Regions from separate parts of the Homo sapiens genome. Here region 1 is linked to region 2. A link is a contact called in ENCODE Hi-C or POLR2A ChIA-PET data. All regions are on one chromosome and are shown on one strand. Each heading gives the region's core, a stretch centred on a gene start or an enhancer-like site at or near the end of the contact. The rest is flanking DNA. Distances are from core to core; before and after follow the strand shown. Region 1 has its middle 17 kb from the start of ANKDD1A. Region 2 holds the start of RAB8B (RAB8B, member RAS oncogene family).

Region 1 (2,700 bases), core at 33-2,532, 1.7 Mb after region 2:
GGAGGAGGCCTATGCAGGCGCGTAAGGAACTCGGTGAAGGAGTCAGGGCCCCCAACTCGGCTCTCGCGAGCTTGCTGTGTGACCTCAGGCCAGTCACCTCCCCTCTTCTGGCCTGGGTTTCCACACCTGCACAATGGGAACAGCAACCTCAGCTGCCTGCCGTCTCTGACGTGAGGGCCAAATAAGAAAAGGTGAGAAGCTGGTCGCAAAGCGGTAAAAAAAGCCTTCAGCGCCGAAGCCGGGGAGGAAGCCGCTGATGAAGCTATTGCTGAGAAGTGTGAAGCCCCCACCCGAGGATCCGCTTTTGAAGAGGGACCCGGGGAACGCGTAGGGGGAAACTGCCTTCCTCTTCCCTCAGTGGAAAGGGCTGTGCTCATGTCACTGTGAAACGAAGCTATTTTTATGTAGTACAACTGCGATTATGACAGGGCCTCTTCCTGAAGGGGAAGGGTGGGGAGGAGACCTGAGTCATCAGTGGGGCGGCCGGCCCCACAGGCTGACACAGGCAGCTTGTGGAAACCAGGCCCCCCGCCCTGCCTTCCGCAGGTAGAGGCCCCAGAGAGGGGAAGGGGCCGACCACCTGCTCCCGAGCCATTCTCGGGCTCGGCCAGCCATTGGGCTGGGAACCTGTCAATCCTGGTTGATCTTCCAATGAGCTGTGAACTGGTCTTCCGGGAGGACTTACAGGAGGCTGGAAACGGGGCCTGGCGCGCGCTTCCCTCTCAGTGCGAGGCTGACTGGTTGGACTCGCCGGGCTCTACTGTGGGCCCCACGCTATGTTTAGACGCCCGACGTGTCCCATTTTATTGAACTCGTCCTGCCCCCCAAGTAGGGACGATTTACCTCCATTTTCTAGATAAGGCACTGGGGGCTCCGCGAGGGGATGTGGCGGACTGGAGCCCAGCTGCACTCCTGACGGGACTGAATGCGGGGCTGAGGGAGGCAACAGGAAGAATGAGTATTTTCTTTACTGGAAGGGCAGGGAAAGGTTTCTCTCAGAAGGTGACATTTGAGCTGGGCCCTAAACAATGAGCAGGATTTAGCTGTCTTGAGGAGGGGGAGAGGGAAGGGCATGTGACCCGGAAAGGATGCAGCCTGGGCAAAGGCAGGGAGGTGTGCATGGCTTGTTTGGGGGTGTCGAGCAGGTCGGGGGGGCTGGGTGGGGAGTGGCCGCGGGGCGTAGGTAGGGGAGGGCCTGGCATGACAGGCTAAGGGGTGTAGGCTCCTTGGGGTTCCTTCAGCGCTGTGCAAGCCCTGAGCATCCTCCCAGAGGTGTGGCCCTGCAGAGAGAGGGGAGGGAGCCCACTGGGGGAGGCGAGCTGAAGGAGTGGCCTGTCAGGTGGGTTTCCTGCCCTGGAGCCTGAGCTCAGGCAGTGGCTGCCGTGCCCCGCCGCCGCCCTCTTCTGCCGCCTCCTCCACGCCAGCACTTTTGCATGCAGTACTCCCTTCAGTCGTCACAGCCACCTGCAAGGTGAATATTACCACCTTTATTTCATAGGGGAGGTAACAGGTTTAGAGAGGTTAGAGGAGCCGCCCCAGGTCACACAGCCCCTCTTGATATTCTTCAACAAAAGAATCCTCTCTGACCCCTGCTCTCAGTCAACGGAACAACCAACAACCTCCTTCCTTCAGAGAAATAGGGACCCTGAGGCTGCAACCCAACTGTAATCATCTGCCTCCAGGCACCCTCTGCACAGACTCAGCTGTTAAATATAGATGGCCGCTTAGAGATCCTTTTGTTCTCTTTACATATTACAGATGGGGAAACTGAGGCCTAGTGAGGAAGAGACTTGCTTGGGGCCCCACAAATGGACCTAGATTGGCGAGCCTCTTTTGAGCCAGAGTCTCACTGGGGTTCTAGCCCAGCTGGGAAGTTGAGCAAAGAGGGATAAGTGGGTTACAGCTCAAGGACTGGGGGTGCCTTGGGGCTTCTAGGAGATGAGAGCCGAAAGGCATTCAGCCCTTTAACCCCACTCCAGAGCTTCAGACTGTTCCTTCTCAAGACACTTTACTGCCATCTGTCTGAAAAGTGTGCTAATAAATATGCAAATTTTGGTGACTTGAGAGGACTGGTGTCCTCTTGAGTTGTACAGGGCACAATTTGCAGATTTGTGAGTGATCACCAAGCCCCGAAGATGCAGCGAGGTCTCTGGCAACTCCCTTTCTCAGTCCCTTCTCTATTCCTCTCTTCTTCTTTGTCCCTCTCAGACTGGGACTGGGGGTGGGGGCAGGGGGGGGATTTCCTACTAGGGTGGGAGGAAGAAGGGTGAAGGAAGTAGGGTAGGAGGAGGGGAAGTGTGGAGGACAACAGAGGGAAAGGGTAGAACTTATTTCTGCTGTCAGAAACCGAAACCAAAAGTCCTGGCAGGAGTTAATGTGAGAGGGAGGTCTGTAGCAAGAGGCTGAGGAGCAAAGCCTTCACATCTGAGGACAGCAGCCCTGTCAGAGACACCCTGGCTGCAACCTCGGTGTCACTTAGACCAGGGCTTGCCTCTCATGCTGACAAGAAGCATGCAAAGGCAGTCTGTTTTCTCTGGGGATACCAAAGGCCCCTCCAGACCTTACAGTGCCCAGCACTGGTGTTAGGATCACTGCTGGAAAGGGGAGGGGGCACTAACTCAAGTCACCATGTCATCTAATAGCCCAAGAGTGGGTGACCCTTTGTCTTGTCTGGTATTAGTCTGTGTGGACCTGCATACA
Region 2 (2,700 bases), core at 81-2,580:
ATTTGACATATTAGAAATTAAAACTTCGAAGGGAGAACAACAGATGAGAGACACAGAGCCCTGGCAGGGTGGACTCCTAGTCCCACACCTTCTTAGCCTTTTGCTTCCACATTACCTGAACCAGTCAACACCCCTTTCACAACAGCTAATCCGGTTGGGTTTCTGCCACTAGCAAATGAAAGGGGACTGAACAATACATCCACAAAACAGAGAATTAGCCTAAGACAATAAATAATAAAGGATTAACTTGAGTATAACAGAATGCTGTTTCCTCCCTATATTCGTCATCAATTAAGTGAGAGCCTACTGAAGAGTAATGAATATTACCATCACTGCTAACAGTGCCTTATGGGTTTCAAAGAACTTTCACATTTAGTATTTAAGTTTCACTGGAACCCTATGAAGTATCTTGTTTCATATCCATTTTACAGATGAGAAAACTGAAATGTCCAGTGCCTGTGTGACTTGTCACAGCGGTTTTGCAGCAGAGCCAAGACTAAATTCAAATCTTACTCTCTAAATTCCCGTGGCCCGCCTCACAGGATGCTTGCAGTTTCATGGGGCACAGACCTGTAGCACAAGACTTCCCAGATTTAAAAATCCATCCTCCTGCGAGGAGAGGGGAGCGATCAGCGTAGCAGATTCTCTAAATACTCATTGTATTTGGCTCTGGTCTGTGTGGCGTGAAGAAGGGGGCACGAGTGAGGTTCGAGTTAGCATGGTAACCATTCTTTCTCAGCTCTGTGACTGAGGGGCTGCGGGAGGGGGTTATAGTGGTGCTGGGCATGGCCTCGGGGAGAAGCTGGATAATGCCCTCTGCAGATAACCCGTAGGCTGCGCCACAGCAGCGCCAAGGAAAGAAAGCATCTCTGCTCCAGGTCTCGGCGGAAGAGATGCGGGAACTACGGGGCTCTGATTCTGAGGTCCTGGATTTGGAAGGCGTCTGCACACAAAGAAATAACAAAGTTAAGTTCCCGCGGCTCGACCAGCAGAGTACGAAACGGGGCCTCCCTTCCCAGCTCGGGTGGAAACGCCTCCACCCTGTCACCCCGCCCATAGCAGGTCTTTTATCCGCTGGAGCCGCCTGGACAGTCCTCGCGGGGCACGCCCGAGGCTCCCCGGAGGAACTACAAGTCCCATGAAGTCCCGGGGCGCGGGCGGTGATGACGAAGCCCTCGCCGATTGGCCGCACGGGGCGGGGCGCGCAGGCCTTCTCCGAGAGGAGGGGCGGGGCGTGGGGCGGGGCGAGCAGCGGCGGATTGGCGGGCACGCCCCCTCGCCCGCGGCCCCCTCCCCGCCTCTCTCCACCGCCTCCTCTGGCTCCCCGGTCAGAGGGCCGGAGCGAGAAGATGGCGAAGACGTACGATTATCTCTTCAAGCTCCTGCTGATCGGCGACTCGGGGGTAGGCAAGACCTGCCTCCTGTTCCGCTTCTCAGAGGACGCCTTCAACACCACCTTCATCTCCACCATCGGTGAGGGAGGGGCCGCGGCCCGGGACCGGGTAGAGAATTGGGGGGCGGGTACTAGGGGACGGGGAAAGGGCGGGGGGCGCTTGGGAGCCCGGGAGAGGAGACCCCGGGGACTGCAAGGTGGCGGGGGCACTGAGAGGGGCGAGGGCGTGAGGGAGAGGGGCGAGGGCGTGAGGGAGAGAGGCGAGCGGGAACGTGAGGCTAAGGGCGAAGGGGGAACTTGGGGGCAAAGGAACGGGAAGGGGAACAGAGGAACAAGGACTAGGGGTATTGGGGGAACGAGAGGGTTCGGAGACTGACAGGGAGGGGTCTTTGAGGGACAAAATGTGTTGGGGGGAAGACTCAGGAAATCTCATGTAGAGAGAAGGGGATAGTGGACGTGCCAATGATTAAAAGACAGGAGAGGAAGGAAATGTGAAGGGGGAAATGAGGGATGGGGGCAATGAGAGGGATGTGAAGTAAAGGGACAGAGGACACAAGGGACAGAGAGGTGAGAACCAGGCAACTGGAAGGGAATTCAGGGGAATGAGCGGTCAGGAGGTGAGGAAGAAGGGGACGGCTGGCCACAGGAGGTCTGGACTGAGATGTCGTAGGAGGGGACAGAAGAAAATTGTAGGTGGAAGAAGAGTTCAAGGGATCAGAGGGCAGAATGAGGATACTTGATGGAGAAAGTAAAGGGATCTGGGTGTGAGACAGAAAGGAAAAGAGGAAGCAACATCATAGTAAAGGGAGGTTGAGCAGAGAAGACAGAGGAGATGGAAAAGAGAGGAAATGGAAAGTAGTGGGGCGCAAGACTTGCTATAGTAACTGATTACCATTTTCTCTTCACTTCCTTTGGATCAAGTGCAGGAGAAAGCAAAATGTGACTAATGATGGAATAATGTCTATAGAGCGTTAATTTGTTCTGTGAGTGTTAATGGATGTTAAGGGAATTGGTGACTTTTGGAAATGATGTGGTCAGGAAAATATGGTTCACCTCTTTACTACCATCTCCTGAGAAGCAAGACTTCTCAGTATTTTAAATCCTTCGGTTTGAATGTTTAACAGCTTCTCAGCCAAGGAAATGAACTTACATTCTACCTGCCTCCCTGTATATTTTGCTTTGGTTCTAATTATTGTTAAGTGAATCACAACATGTGATATACCTCTCAGTTACTTCCAATTGAATCAAGAGTTTTTCTGATCCTGGCTGGGAGCTGTCCTTTCTACTTTTGTACTGGAAGACACTGT

Evidence for each region. A loop is a pair of places that touch in the nucleus more often than their neighbours do. ChIA-PET counts read pairs that join two places held with the same protein, here RNA polymerase II (POLR2A). Pooled maps may share reads with other maps.
Region 1: a pooled map shows a loop between it and region 2 (10-fold over the local background). The contact joins the enhancer-like site here to the promoter of RAB8B in region 2. A Hi-C loop is called at or near these places in 1 of 37 single-sample maps with no recorded cell type and 7 of 50 pooled maps. POLR2A ChIA-PET finds 5 or more read pairs at or near these places in 2 of 52 experiments (activated B cell and naive thymus-derived CD8-positive, alpha-beta T cell).

Annotation. Positions count from the first base shown.
Region 1 is chr15:64,893,534-64,896,233 of GRCh38, forward strand. No RefSeq gene overlaps it. Among named protein-coding and RNA genes, the nearest start is that of ANKDD1A, 17 kb to the right of the region's middle. RefSeq lists enhancers at 1-10, 161-470, 1,265-1,863 and silencers at 1,011-1,060, 1,101-1,150. Within about 2 kb of position 1,283, at least 37 of the 41 ENCODE cell types and tissues checked have a DNase peak (open chromatin) inside an H3K27ac peak, as active enhancers do.
Region 2 is chr15:63,188,276-63,190,975 of GRCh38, forward strand. RAB8B (RAB8B, member RAS oncogene family) reads left to right here and starts at 1,331. Exons shown (of 8, transcript NM_016530.3): 1 at 1,331-1,473. The coding sequence starts at 1,350. It overlaps LOC101928972 (a long non-coding RNA gene), which reads right to left and starts at 1,156. Exons shown (of 4, transcript XR_932355.4): 1 at 571-1,156. RefSeq lists an enhancer at 756-905 and a silencer at 1,086-1,415.